Linked DNA regions of Homo sapiens: region 2 is linked to region 1. The links are chromatin contacts, found by Hi-C in ENCODE. All regions are on one chromosome and are shown on one strand. The core of a region is the stretch at or near the end of the contact, and the rest is flanking DNA. Distances in the headings are between cores, read along the strand shown. Region 1 has its middle 6.8 kb from the start of CREB5. Region 2 overlaps CPVL (carboxypeptidase vitellogenic like).

Region 1 (6,742 bases), core at 1,986-4,485:
GCTTGGAAACAATCCTTATGGTTTCAGACAAGACCACGGAGGAGGCGCGGGCGTGGGCTCTTCTGCGGGGAGGGCCTGATGGGGTTTGAAAGGTGTAGGGATGGGGGTAGGGGAGAGGTGGGGAGGGGGATGCTGAAGGATGTGGGAAAAGACTTTGCAAACAGAAATGCAGGACGCTCCTCCCTCCCCCACCGGAGGATGTCCAGCTCCTTTTTGCTTGCGACAGTCATGACCTCATTTCAGTGCTCCCTGCATCCTGGCTTTTCAGAGCACTCACTTGTCACCCCTTCTTCACCGCCCCCTCATCTCACCTCCTCCAGGAGAATAACTTCCTTATGGTGCACACTCTCATGAAATACACAGCCCCACCCTTCGCGGGACCCCTGCTTCATGCGTCTGAGAAGCTGTAGGGAGAGTTGCTCCTAAGGCGAAAGGTGAATCACAGCTAGAGCCAAGTGATGAGCCTGATTTAGACACGGCGTCAGAGCCGAAAGGGCCCTTGGCTGTCACTTCCAGAGCCTCTTCGGTAACTGGCCCAAGCTCACGGGCTGGGGAGCGGCAGAGCCAGGGCCAGACTGCAGGATCCGGGCGCCTGGTCTGCAGCGAGAGGAGCCTGGCGTCTCCAGTATCCGGCCGTCACCATCACTGTCACCATCCCCCTGCTGAATTTCCTTTCAGAAGTTCTCCCTTTGAGTAGGATTCAAAGAGAAGGCATAGGCTAAATCCAGCCCGATTCTAGACGACCAATGCCAACCTCGCAGCCCCTCACACCTTACAAAGCGCTTGCGACCACGTGATTTCCCTTGTTTCTCACACCAACCCGGGTACCAGAAGTAGGACAGGTATTATAATTATTCCCATTCTACAGGTGAGCTAAGGCAGACACCAGAAGGTTGGGGGCTGGCCTGAGATCACTTGATGAGCAAGGGGTGGCACTGGGCCCAACTCAATCCCTGTTTTCAAGCCCAGATCCCAACTGGGCTCCTTCATAGAGCCAGGGGTAAGCATTCCCTTCTTGTGGGTTATTGGTGGTTGGAACCTCTGCTAAGAACACATTGGCTGGGAGATGGAGCTTTGCTTAGAAACAGTTTAGCCCTCGTTAATAAACAATAATCATTTCTGACATTTATGTAACATCTGACATTTATATAGTACCTCTCATCCCAATGCATCACAACCATGACGGTGCAGTTTGCCAGAGAATCATGACTGGACTGGCTAGAAACTGTAATACATTGCCTGGATTGTCACATACTTCTGAGCTGGTTTTGACATACTAAATGGAAGAGCTTAGCATGTTGTTTCTGTTTTTAAGTGTTTAAGTGGCCCCTTGCCCTTTAGTGTTCCTTGAAACCACAGGGACTGATGACTGTTTGATCCTCACAGCCTTATTCAGAGTTCATCACTGAGTTTTCTACTTATTGTAGAAATAAAATCATTGCAATTTCATGCAAAAGGTTTCTAGCTGTCATATTACAGACTGAGATTTTTACATATTCCAGATCTCACACACACACACAAATCATTTCTAAATGTAAACTGAAGAAAAGAAGAGGTATTTATTAGTGTAGATTCTAGTGTCAGCCTGCCTGAATTCAAATTTTAGCTCTGCTACTTGACGCCTGGTTCTCAGTTGCCTCAACTATGAATGAGGATGGTGATGATAACTACAGCGACTCGAGTTAAGAATTTTATTACTTGAGTTAAGAATTGTGCTTGGGGCCGGGCACGGTGGTTCACACCTGTAATCCCAGCACTTTGGGAGGCCGAGGCAGGTGGATCACCTGAGGTCAGGAGTTCGAGACCAGCCTGACCAACATGGTGAAACGCCCGTCTCTACTGAAAATACAAAAATTAGCTGGGTGTGGTGGTGGGTGCCTGTAATCTCAGCTACTCGAGAGGCTGAGGCAGGAGAATCGCTTGAATCTGGGAGGCGGAGGTTGCAGTGAGCTGAGATCACACCATTGCACTCCAACCTGGGTGACAAGAGCGAAACTCTGTCTCAAAAAAAATAAAAGGAAAAAAGAAAAAAAAGAATTGTGTTTGGCACAGGGCAAGTACTATGGAAGCACTCACTCTCTTTTTATTAATAAAGGTATTTTGGCTAATGCTGTGATAGGTGGGCATTTGGTGATTTTTTTTTTTTTACAAACTTAACTAAATAAATGAAAAGGGAACCTTTACCCCATAATTCCCCCAGCCCCACATTGCCTTCTGCATGTGTCATCTGGACCAAGCAGCCCTCTCATCTGTCAAATGCGCTGGCAGAGCCCCTGTGTTTGTGGACTCACATTTCTGCCTCATGCTCACTCAGTCTCTCCCAGGATTTCTCAGAGCCAGAGTTTCATGGAGGCTGCAGTTGCTGAGAGCAGCTATGCAAGAGCATCTCTAAGGGTGCCTCCACTGGCGGTGGCCATGGCCTGGGGCATTTGCCCCCTGGGGTGCCAGCACCACCACTAGGAATGCCCTCTCACCCACCAGGACTCCATCCATTGTGGCCTGTCAGACGTGTGGAGACAGGGGCGCTTACACCAGAACCAAGGTAAACTGGCTGGGGTACCACCCACCCAAGATTCTCCCGATGCTCATCCCATTTCCCTCCACAGAACAGGAGTATAGGCTGGACACAGCCAACCCCCGAGGTACCATTGGCGGTGGCAGAGAGGTTGGACCTATGCAGAGCTGACTGGCACCTGCAGTGACCAATGAGAATAGATGAGACCCCTGGGAGACCTTTAGTTGCTGGATCCTGGGCAGTGGAAGGGAGAGGACTAGGCAGCTGGGCCAGTGGGGAAGCACTAGGTATTTACCAACTCCCATGGAAGAATTTTAGTATTTTAAGACATTTACAGCCTTACTAGTGCTTAATCAGGCCTGAATAAAACCATCCCAAGAGGCCTCAGATGGGAAGAAATTCTTTAGCTCTGTACTTTGGGTTCAGTCATTTCTCCAACATTCGGCAAACATTAGCAGATCTGCCCAGTGCTGAAGTCAGAAAACAAAAAATGGTCTCTTTCTTCCCAGCTCCTAGGCTCCCAAAGAACTTCTCAAACTTAGTGGAGTAAGCAAAAAACACCCAGGCAACTTATTAAAGTCAGTTTCTTGAGTCAGACGTCCCCAGGGATTTTAGTTCCAAGGTTTGGCATTGGGTCCAGGATTCTGCATTTGTGATTCTGATGCAAGCGTCTGGGGAACTCCCCACCTACCACCACCACACACACATCCTTTGAGTGACTCTAGTTTAATGAATTCATAGATGGGCAGGGATCCAGGAGGAAGCTGATGACGGAGAAGAAAAGAGGTCAGCCTGAGACACTCAAAAATATGACCCAAAGTTCATATGCTTGAGATCAAGGCCAGGCGCAGTGGCTCACACCTGTAACCACAGCTCTTTGGGAGGCTGAGACGGGAGGATAACTTGAGCCTGGGAGTTCGAGACCAGCTTGGGCAACATAGACAGCCTGAGCGTCTCTACAAAAAGTTTTTAAAAATTAGCCAGGCATGGTGGTGTGCACCTGTGGTCTCAGCTACTCAGGAGGCTGAGATGGAAGGATTGTTTGAACCCAGGAGGATCAAGGCTGCGATGAGCAGTGACTGCGCCACAGCACTCCAGCATGGATGATAGAGTGAGACCCTGTTTCAAAAAAAGGAAAAGAGACCAATCCTCTAGCAGCTTCCCAAAAAGATGAACATATCCCTAGAGAAGGCTTCTCCTCATCCCTTCTGCCCACATCACTCAGAGTGACCTTTTCCCACTTCCAAAATTTTATTTTAGGCTTTTCTTAACTAAATTAACAGTGATGGGGAAAGGGATGCTGCTGAAGCCCATTTTGTGGTTAAACATCTAGCTATCGTCCCATTGGGAAGTTTCCATCCCTTCTAAAATGGGTCTTCACCAGGTTTCTTCATTACCTTATTTGAAGGGATAAAGATTTCCAAATAAATGAAACTGCAAAATGCATCCAAAACTGTGAAAACCACAACACTGTTAACTAACATTTACCAAGCATTTGCTCTGTGCCAACCCTTGAGCTAAGGGATTTATGTGCATTTTCTCTGTTAATCTTCACAACTCTGTGAGGCAGCTGGAACCTTACTCTTAGAAAGGCTGAGTAACTTACCCAGAATTGCACAGCTGGGGCATGGCAGAGATGAGAAAAGAACCCACATTGCTGTTGCCTGTCCCAGTGCCTGCCTGAAGGCACCCCATACTTTGGTAGTCCTGAGCACAAGTTGGTTTGAGGATGCAAGAATCAGGAAAGTTGAGAACAAGCCAGAGATTGGCAGTGAGTAGGAAAAGCCACCAGCCTCCATGCAAACTCTGTGCCTGGTTAATCAAAAGCCATTCCAGACAGACAGGACTGGCTTCATGGCCTGTGATACCTGGTCACACAGGGCCTCATCTCATGCTCAGAATGGTCCCATATTTGGTTTAAGGCTCACTGTCACCATCTTGAAATTCTTAATAATTTTATCTTTGAACTTATGCTTTATAAAAGAAGCCTGGTGGAGCATGTGCATGAGGAGGTTGGTGATCACGGCATGTCTGCTGTTTCTTGCTCATGATGCCTCAGGAGCACCAAATTCCAGTGGACCCAAGGTGCATGGAAATCCAGCAAGACTCAAATCAAATACAAGGTAAATTCATGATCTCTCTGACTGAGTGGGATGGGAGAGGAGAGGTGAGGCTGACAGCCCTGAGAGGTCACGCTTTCCTTTCAAACCAGAACTTTCTTGGGATGCAAAAAAAACCAATGGCATCCCAAGAAACATAAACAACCAAGAACCCTATCTTACCTGCATTAGGCCCCTGTGTTAGGCAACCACATACACTGAAAATGATGACATAGAAGGCAAGAGAAAGATAGGGCGGCCCATAGTTCTTTTTCTTTTCCATCTTTCCTCATCACAAGTAAACAGAAAGCAGAGAGTTGGCAGAACGTGTGCACATCAAGAAGTGAAATAAAGGTGGTTGAGCTTGTTTTGTACAGTGTATCCACGTTCTGGTAAGAACAAAATACATATGTATGTACGGGCCATGACATACAAATTATGGGATTTGAGTGATTTCACATACAAGTTAAGTGATCTTATATTTACATTTAAAACTAGCAGTGCAGGATGTAAAGATGAACAGTAAAATTAATGCTAATAATGTAACATTTTAATTTTTTGCTATTTAAAGTGACATTAAATAGCAAATAAAACATACCATGACAAGTCAAGAGACTGACTTTGCAAGAGAGAAAAAACTTTCTATTTATTATCTTCGGTGGCACTTTTCCCTTGCCTTTTAAACAAGAGGCCCTGCATTTTCAGTTAGCACTGGATTCAAAAATTATGTGTCAGGTGCTGCCCACAGACATATGATTGACAGGATCCACCAGACCCCCAGCTCCATGCTCACATGCTGAGAGGAAAGGCAGCAGACAGCAAGAGATTTGACAGCCGTAGCCTTGTCACTTACTAGGTGTGTGATCAGGGCCAATTTTTTTTTACCTCTCTGAAGTTCAGATTCTTCATCTACAAAATGGAGATAATATCAGCATCTATCTCCTAGGATACTGCAAGGATTCAGTGAGTTAATATATGTAACATGCTTAAAACAATGTCTGACACTAGTAGTTACTGAAAAAATAGTCTTAGATATTATTATGCCCTGTAAGGTTTTGGGGAGAATTTAATAAAATAATTCATGTCAAGTGCTTAGCCCTGTGCCTGGCATTTAGAATGTGCTCAATAAATATTAGTTACATAAAATTGCATATAAGATGTAATATTGAAGTTCTGTGGGTTAGATGGAGGAATCAATCCAACTGGCCCTGAGTCCAGTTTTTGAGTCTTAGCATAAGCCAGCTGTATTTGAAGGAGATGGTACCTTTAGGTTAACAAATCTGCACTGAGTCTGTGGGCAACAGAGCAATTTTATACAAGCTGATGTTCTAGTTGAAGCCATCACACTTTACCCTTCCAGTCTTGACATACAAATGCATTTTTACACCAGTGGTTGTATAATTATTAACCCTAGTATGATTTAGTTTTCAGAATCACATCTTGAAATCCTAACAGGTGTAACTCAAAAATGCCATGCTCTTGGATTGGAGGTGCAGGTGCGTATCAACTTTGAAATGTTGTTTAACAAGAGACAACTAGACTGTAAAAATTTTCTCCCATGCTGTAGATTGCCTATACACTCTGATGGTAGTTTCTTTTGCTGTGCAGAAGCTCTTTAGTTTAATTAGATCGCATTTGTCAATTTTGGCTTTTGTTGCCATTGCTTTTGGTGTTTTAGTCATGAAGTCCTTGCCCATGCCTATGTCCTGAATGGTATTGCCTAGGTTTTCTTCTAGGGTTTTTATGGTTTTAGGCCTAACATTTAAGTCTTTAATCCATCTTGAATTAATTTTTGTATGAGGTGTAAGGAAAGGATCCAGTTTCAGCTTTCTACATATGGCCAGCCAGTTTTCCCAGCACCATTTATTAAATAAGGAATCCTTTCCCCATTGCTTGTTTTTGTCAGGTTTGTCAAAGATCAGATGGTTGTAGATGTGTGGTATTATTTCTGAGGGCTCTGTTCTGTTCCATTTGTCTATATCTCTGTTTTGGCACCAGTACCATGCTGTTTTGGTTACTGTAGCCTTGTAGTATACAGCTTGAAGTCAGGTAGCGTGATGCCTCCAGCTTTGTTCCTTTGGCTTAAGATTGTCTTGGCAATGCGGGCTCTTTTTTGGTTCCACATGAA
Region 2 (6,742 bases), core at 1,856-4,355, 690 kb before region 1:
ACTTGTTGAGATTCCTAAAATTTCCAAGGGTCACTCCAATAAAGTCCTCTTATAAAACACAATCATGAGGCTGGGTGTGGTGGCTCATGCCTGTAATCCCAGCACTTTGGGAGGCCGAGGCAGGCAGATCATGAGGTTAAGAGTTCGAGACCAGCCTCACCAACATGGTGAAACCCCATCTCTACTAAAAATACAAAAAAAAAAAAAAATAGCTGAGCATGGTGGTGCACACCTCTAATCCCAGCTACTCAGGAGGCTGAGGCAGGATAATCACTTGAACCTGGGAGGTGGAGGTTGCAGTGAACTGAGATCACGCTATTGCACTCCAGCATGGGCGACAGAGCAAGCCTCCATCTCAAAAAAAAAAAAAAACAAAACAACAATTATGTTTCTTAAAAGTACTGAAATTGGCAAGTTTTTAGCACCCCCCCCCCCCCCCCAGTATATTAACTTACTGTTTCAGTGATAGGCATATGGTCTGAGCAGAAGGTTATCTCTATTCTCTCTTTCTCTCTGATGCAAAGGAGGGCCTGGGGGATAAGGGCTGATGGAAGATGAGGGTGGAAAGGAAGACTCAGGGCAAAGGTGATGCTGTCCAGGGAGGGTATATCAATCTGGGGAACAATAGGGCAGACAGGATTTAGTACTAGTTTTGTTTCAATGAGTTTCACTTTCTTTGAATGACATTCCATTAAGACATGGAGTAGATTTTTCATCATCATTGTGAATAAGCAATGGAATTTGCTAATGTGAGAAATTGTGAAATTCCTTTTTGTAGAGATTCTGGCAGAATAGATAACTTCTCTCTTTCTGGGCCGTTCCTTCTGGAAGAAACCCTGAGGAAAGAGTGTCCAAGTTCATGGGTTGGTCACCAGGGGTCGCCAGAAGAATCGAAAGGGCTTCTGAGGCAAAGCCATAGTTGCTTCTTGTGCTCCAATAAAGGGCCCAGGTTTGTGGGACCCGCGGGCCGACCCTCTTCTGTTGCTAGGGAGACTTCTCACTTAAGTATTTAGGATTCCTTTGTTCTTTCTTTAATATTTAGAACTTTTTTGTCCGTTCCCTTTTAATCATCAGTTCTTGCTGCAGGACTTTGACCTTTAAGTCATTAGTAGAGGTTTTATTTTCTTCTTAAATATGTAGTATGAGGGAATTACTCATATTTTAGATCTCAGCTCAAATGTTACCCTACCACCAGAGGCCTTCTTTAAGTACTTAATCTAGTGTCTCTCCATTCCTCTTTCATATCACTCATTTATTTAGTTGCTTGTTTACTGTCTTCCCACACCAGCAGAAAAATCATCAGAGCTGACACTTAAATAGATGTGCCAGGCACTGTTCTCAGTGCTGTGCATATATCGACTCTAAAACTGCATGAAAACCTTAGGAGACAGACATTAATAGTATCCATATTTTCAATCAGAGGACGCTGAAACACAGAGGAGTTAAGTAACTTGCCCAAGGTCACAGAGCTACAAAATAGCATAGCTGGAATTCAAACCTTGGCATTCTGGCTCCAGAATCCATGCTCGTAACTATAAAGTATTCTGCCTGCTCATGGGTAGGAGTTGGTCTGCATCCACAGCCTTAGACAATCCCTGTGAGTAGTTGGCGTTGTATGTTAAATGAATTAATACATTGTGGTAAATTCGTAGAGTGCATACTGTTGAGCAAAATAATGATATGTATTGATATAAAGAGATCTTCACAACATATTGTTAAGTGAATAAGCATATATAGAGTATAGCCTGGTTCTATTTTTGGAAAAAAAACGTGTGTATGTATATTGCATATATAATAGCTATAGGATATGTCTATATGTGTATGTGTAGAGGAGGACCATAGAGAAAAATCTGGAAGGGTAAACATAAGCATCTCCATGATCATCTCTAGGAAGTAGAATTTGTCGGGGAAGAGGGGCTGTTAAAAATACCTTCACTGAAGAAAAAAAAAAACCTTTAGTTAAGAATAAGTACTGTTTTTATAATAGAAAAAGTTTTAAGAAAAATTTTAAAGCTTTTTTTGTTTTGAGACGGAGTCTCGCTCTGTCGCCCAGGCTGGAGTGCAGTGGCGCTATTTTGGCTCACTGCAAGCTCCGCCTCCCGGGTTCACGCCATTCTTCTGCCTCAGCCTCCCAAGTAACTGGGACTACAGGCGCCCGCCACCACGCCCAGCTAATTTTTTGTATTTAGAGACGGGGTTTCACCGTGTTAGCAAGGATGGTTTCGATCTCCTGACCTCGTGATCCACCCGCCTCAGCCTCCCAAAGTGCTGGGATTATAGGCATGAGCCACCGCGCCCAGCCACATTTTAAAGCTTTTGAAAAAAATAAATGCATTAATTGTCTTGCTTCATACACTCTTGAATTACAACTTCAATATGGTAAATGTTTTTAAATTCCTGAATTTTGTAATGCTGTAAATGAACTAAAGTGGTCATTTCTTCATTCGGTCTTAAGTATTGCAATGTGGTTTTGTTCAGGAAGTCTTTTATTCTTTCCAAAGTTGAGAGTTGGCTAAAGGCTGCATTCTCACAATTGACAGCTGAATATATCACCCTAAGGATTGTCACATAATAACCTCATGCCATTACTGTGGACATAATTAATATTATACTGCATATCATGACATTTGATGCCATATTATATTACAAAAGTCTGCATGCTGTGACACAACTGACTCTTGGGGTTTTGGCATTGAACACATATACTTTTATTTTCCAGATCTGACTTTTATGTTTTATTACAGATAAGGGTGACATTAGTTCACAGGTTGGTTGGCCCATCAAAGTAGAAAGATGTATGTGTGGGCTTTTCTTTAAAAACAGGCTTCTTCCAGGGTTATTGAGCCTCATTCACCTCCTCCAGGAAAGTAAATCAGGAGCAAGGTCAGCTGAGGCTGGAGGTGTGTACACAGATCTTGTTATTTAAGCATTCCAAGAATGCAGTGTCCTGTGCTTCAAAGTTGCATAATAAAGATATTTGGCACTGAGGTGTTTGACTTGACTTTGTAGTGTGGGCTCTCAGGGTCAGGCTATTTTTCTGAGTCCAGAGGTCCGGTTCATTGTGCCAGGTCACAGGAAGGGACATGGAAGGCCAAGGGAGGATAGGGTGGAGGATAGGGGAGGACAGGCTGGAGACCAGAGGCCTGAGATATTTAGAGGGCAAACTCTCCATCCACCTTCAGACCCTTGGCGCCGCCTGCACATTAGAACCACCTGGGAGCTTTTGAGAAAGACTGATGAGGCCTCCTCCCCACAGACCAATGGAATTGGAATCTCTGGGATTTGGGCCTAGGCAGTAGTATAAAAATACTACTCTCCAAAAGAGAAAAGCTCTCCAAAATGTTTTAATGAGCACATTGCAGCTTCTGGGAGTTCACATGTAGTTTAGGAAGGAAGTGGGGCTGGATATCCGCTGGAATCAGTTGGACTCGCAGCATCTCACACTCCCTGGGAGGCTGGGAAGAGCAGGGGCTACCTTCCACCCAGATCCCATTGTTTTTCTACCTCTCATATGTGTAATTTGCTCCTACTGCTGAGTGAATACAAGTGGAAGGCAGTACTGGTGAGTGGATCTGAGAGGAGATAAAAATCACTTATTTAAACAAAACACAGCTCCACAGGCAGGTTGGGGCAGAGCTGGTTATTTTTATTCAGCACATTGGAGTTTACAGCATCATTTCATGTACATTTGCTCCTCAGAGCCTTCAGGCAATCCTGTGAGGCAGGCATTATGGTCATTTGACAGACGAGGAAACTGAGGGCCAGGATGGCACAGCTGTTATGTGGCCAACTGGAACCACAGCCTGTCTGGCTCCCAATTCCACGGCTCACTCTGCTTCCAAGCAGCAGCTTAAAAAGGCTGTCATTGATTTTCATTTTTTCTGCTTTGACTTATTATTATTATTATTTGAGACAGAATCTTGTTCTGTTGCCCAGGCTGAAGTGTAGTGGCATGATCTCGGCTCACTGCAACCTCTGCCTCCCAGGTTCAGGTGATTCTCCTGCCTCAGCCTCTAAAGTAGCTAGGATTACAGGCATCTGCCACCATGCCCAGCTAATTTTTGTATTTTTAGTAGAGATGCGGTTTCACCATATTGGCCAGGCTGGTCTCGAACTCCTGACCTCAGGTGATCTTGCTGCCTCGGCCTCCCAAAGTGCTGGGATCATAGGCATGCGCCACCATACCCAGCCTCTGCTTTGACTTATAAAACAAAACCCTCATTCTGTTGACTTGTTCATAGACATTTGAACACTTGAGGCAGGGGGAATAACTAGTAAAACTGATCAGGGAAGTTGTGGGCTACAGGAGCGAGAATAAAACCACCACACAGCCCACTTTCCTATTCTGTCATTTACAGATAGATTGTGTTCAAGCCATCTACAAATTCCTCGTGATTATCTATTATAGCAATAGCTAATATTTGGAGAACACATACTATACAGCTGAGGTTTATGAAAAGGAATTCATTTAATCCTCCCAGCAAGCATACAGTGTAGCTACTATTATTGATCTTTTTTCAATTTTTATTTTATTTATTATTATTATTATTTTTTTGAGACGGAGTTTCACTCTTGTTGCCCAGGCTGGAGTGCAATGGCGCAATCTTGGCTCACCGCAATGACCGCCTCCTGGGTTCAAGCGATTCTCCTGCCTTAGCCTCCCAAGTAGCTGGTATTACAGACACGTGCCACTAGGCCCAGCTAATTTTTTTGTATTTTTAGTAGAGATGGGGTTTCTCCATGTTGGTCAGGCTGGTCTCGAACTCTTGACCTCTGGTGATCCGCCCGCCTCGACCTCCCAAAGTGCTGGGATTACAGGCACGAGCCACCGTGCCTGGCCTATTGATCCCATTTTTATAGGTGGGGAAACTGAGATCCAGAGAGCTTAGGCAACTTGCCAAAAGTTACACACTGGTGGGTAGTAAAGCCTAGATTTGAATTCAAACAGTTTGGGGCAAGAGCTTCCATGCTTATTTGTTATATAATACCGCGCTGACCCCTGGAGCTTCAGGCTGCTCATCAGAGGCCTCAGTCGGACTCTTGGCTTCTACCATTTCTACCTGTTTCCTTAGTCATAATAATCATTTATATTTATTGTGCTTTTATCATACATTAGGCATTGTTCGAAGGGCTTTAATTATGTTGCTTAATTTGTTAACACTCAAGAATGAGCCCGAGAGGTGGCGCCTCATAGGAGGGGTGTGCCCCAGCTCATGGCCATTCTTCCCAGCACCTATCTTGTAGCAGGTCCCCCTGGGCCCCTTTCCAAAGCCGTGAAGGACTCTATCAGGCTCTTGGTGACTGGGAAAGTTCCTCTGTGCCCTCTGTGGCCATGGTTAGAACTCTGCTCAGCTCTTCCTGCAGGTCTTGGCGGTGGCATCCCAGTCACCTTCTCTTGAGTCAGTCTTGCCTTCTGCCTCAGCCTTCTCCCGCCATCCAGGTCAATGGAACGCATCCACTCAGACCTTCCAACAACACCTTGATTTGTCTGTATAGCCAGGCCAAGTCAGAGGTGGTGGGATTTTATTCTGGGCTGAAGCCAGGGGATCCTTGCTGACTAACCATCCAACGAGCCATGCCATCATGCAAGGGCCCACTGTTAGGTCCTGCTAGAAGCCAAGCAGGGGAGCCAAGTAGAGCTTTTTCAGGTGGTTCTGGGGGATTCGCCTGGCGACTGTGCCTTCCTCCCTTTCTAAGTCTGTTCTGGTGAGAGGGTTTCCCTTGTCATTTCCCTTGTGCACAGCTCTGCTGTCTGGCTCTGCTCCTGGCTGGATCCTTCTCAGCTTTCAGGGCTCAGGGCAGCGCTCAGACCTCATTGAAGCCTTCGCTAATCACCTTCTCCTTTTCAGCCTCCAATGACTCTTAAATCACCCATATTTCCTTTTCACACTCTCCAATCATTGTCTTTAATTATTTATTTATTTGAGACAGAGTTTCACTCTTGTTGCCCAGGCTTGAGTACAGTGGTGCTATCTCAGCTCACTGCAACCTCTGCCTCCCTGGTTCAAGGGATTCTTCTGCCTCAGCCTCCCAAGTAGCTGGGATTACAGGTACCCGCCATCACGCCCAGCTAATTTTTTGTATTTTTAGTGGAGATGGGGTTTTGCCATGTTGGTCAGGCTAGTCTTGAACTCCCGAACTAAGGTGATCCACCCGCCTTGGCCTCCCAAAGTGCTGGGATTACAGGCATGAGTCACCGCTCCCAGCCTTGTCTTTATTTCTTACTTACTGCCTATATTGCCCATGCAATTCTAAGTTCCAAGAGGACATGCGTTTTCTTCTTCACTCAGTGTTCTGTGTACTTAGCTCCCGGCGCTATGCCTGGCCCATAATGGGTGCTCAATAAATACACATTGAATGAAATAGTTGAAAAGGTCTCTGTCATTGAAGGTGATGGTATTGACACTACGGCCAGTAGCTCATTTTCAACATCACCGCCCTGCCAATACCCTTTTCTAGTTTATGTCTCCCACATCTCCTAAATAAATCTGTACCTTGTTCAGGGTTTTGTCGTTGTTATTTGCGTTGGCTAAAGGCCCCTGGGGCTGTCTGCTCCTCCTCATTTTTCCACCATGTTGAATGAAGTTGTCCTGGTCCCTATGGACACATTCTTTTTTTTTTTTTTTTTTTTTTTTTGAGACAGAGTCTCGCTCTGTCACCCAGGCTGGAGTGCAGTGGTGCAATCTTGGCTCACTGCAACCTCCGTCTCCAGGGTTTGAGCGAGTCTCCTGTCTCTGCCTCC

The links. A loop is a pair of places that touch in the nucleus more often than their neighbours do. Pooled maps may share reads with other maps.
Region 2: a loop to region 1 is called in a pooled map, with 2.6 times the contacts of the local background. The contact joins two enhancer-like sites. A Hi-C loop is called at or near these places in 2 of 168 maps with a recorded cell type or tissue (IMR-90 and chondrocyte) and 6 of 50 pooled maps.

The regions. Positions count from the first base shown.
Region 1 is chr7:28,402,329-28,409,070 of GRCh38, reverse strand. It overlaps a transcript of CREB5 not described here. Among named protein-coding and RNA genes, the nearest start is that of CREB5, 6.8 kb to the left of the region's middle. RefSeq lists a silencer at 1-161. Within about 2 kb of position 3,235, at least 2 of the 41 ENCODE cell types and tissues checked have a DNase peak (open chromatin) inside an H3K27ac peak, as active enhancers do.
Region 2 is chr7:29,096,879-29,103,620 of GRCh38, reverse strand. The region is part of intron 3 of CPVL (carboxypeptidase vitellogenic like); the gene reads left to right. Among named protein-coding and RNA genes, the nearest start is that of CPVL-AS1, 20 kb to the right of the region's middle. Within about 2 kb of position 3,105, at least 3 of the 41 ENCODE cell types and tissues checked have a DNase peak (open chromatin) inside an H3K27ac peak, as active enhancers do.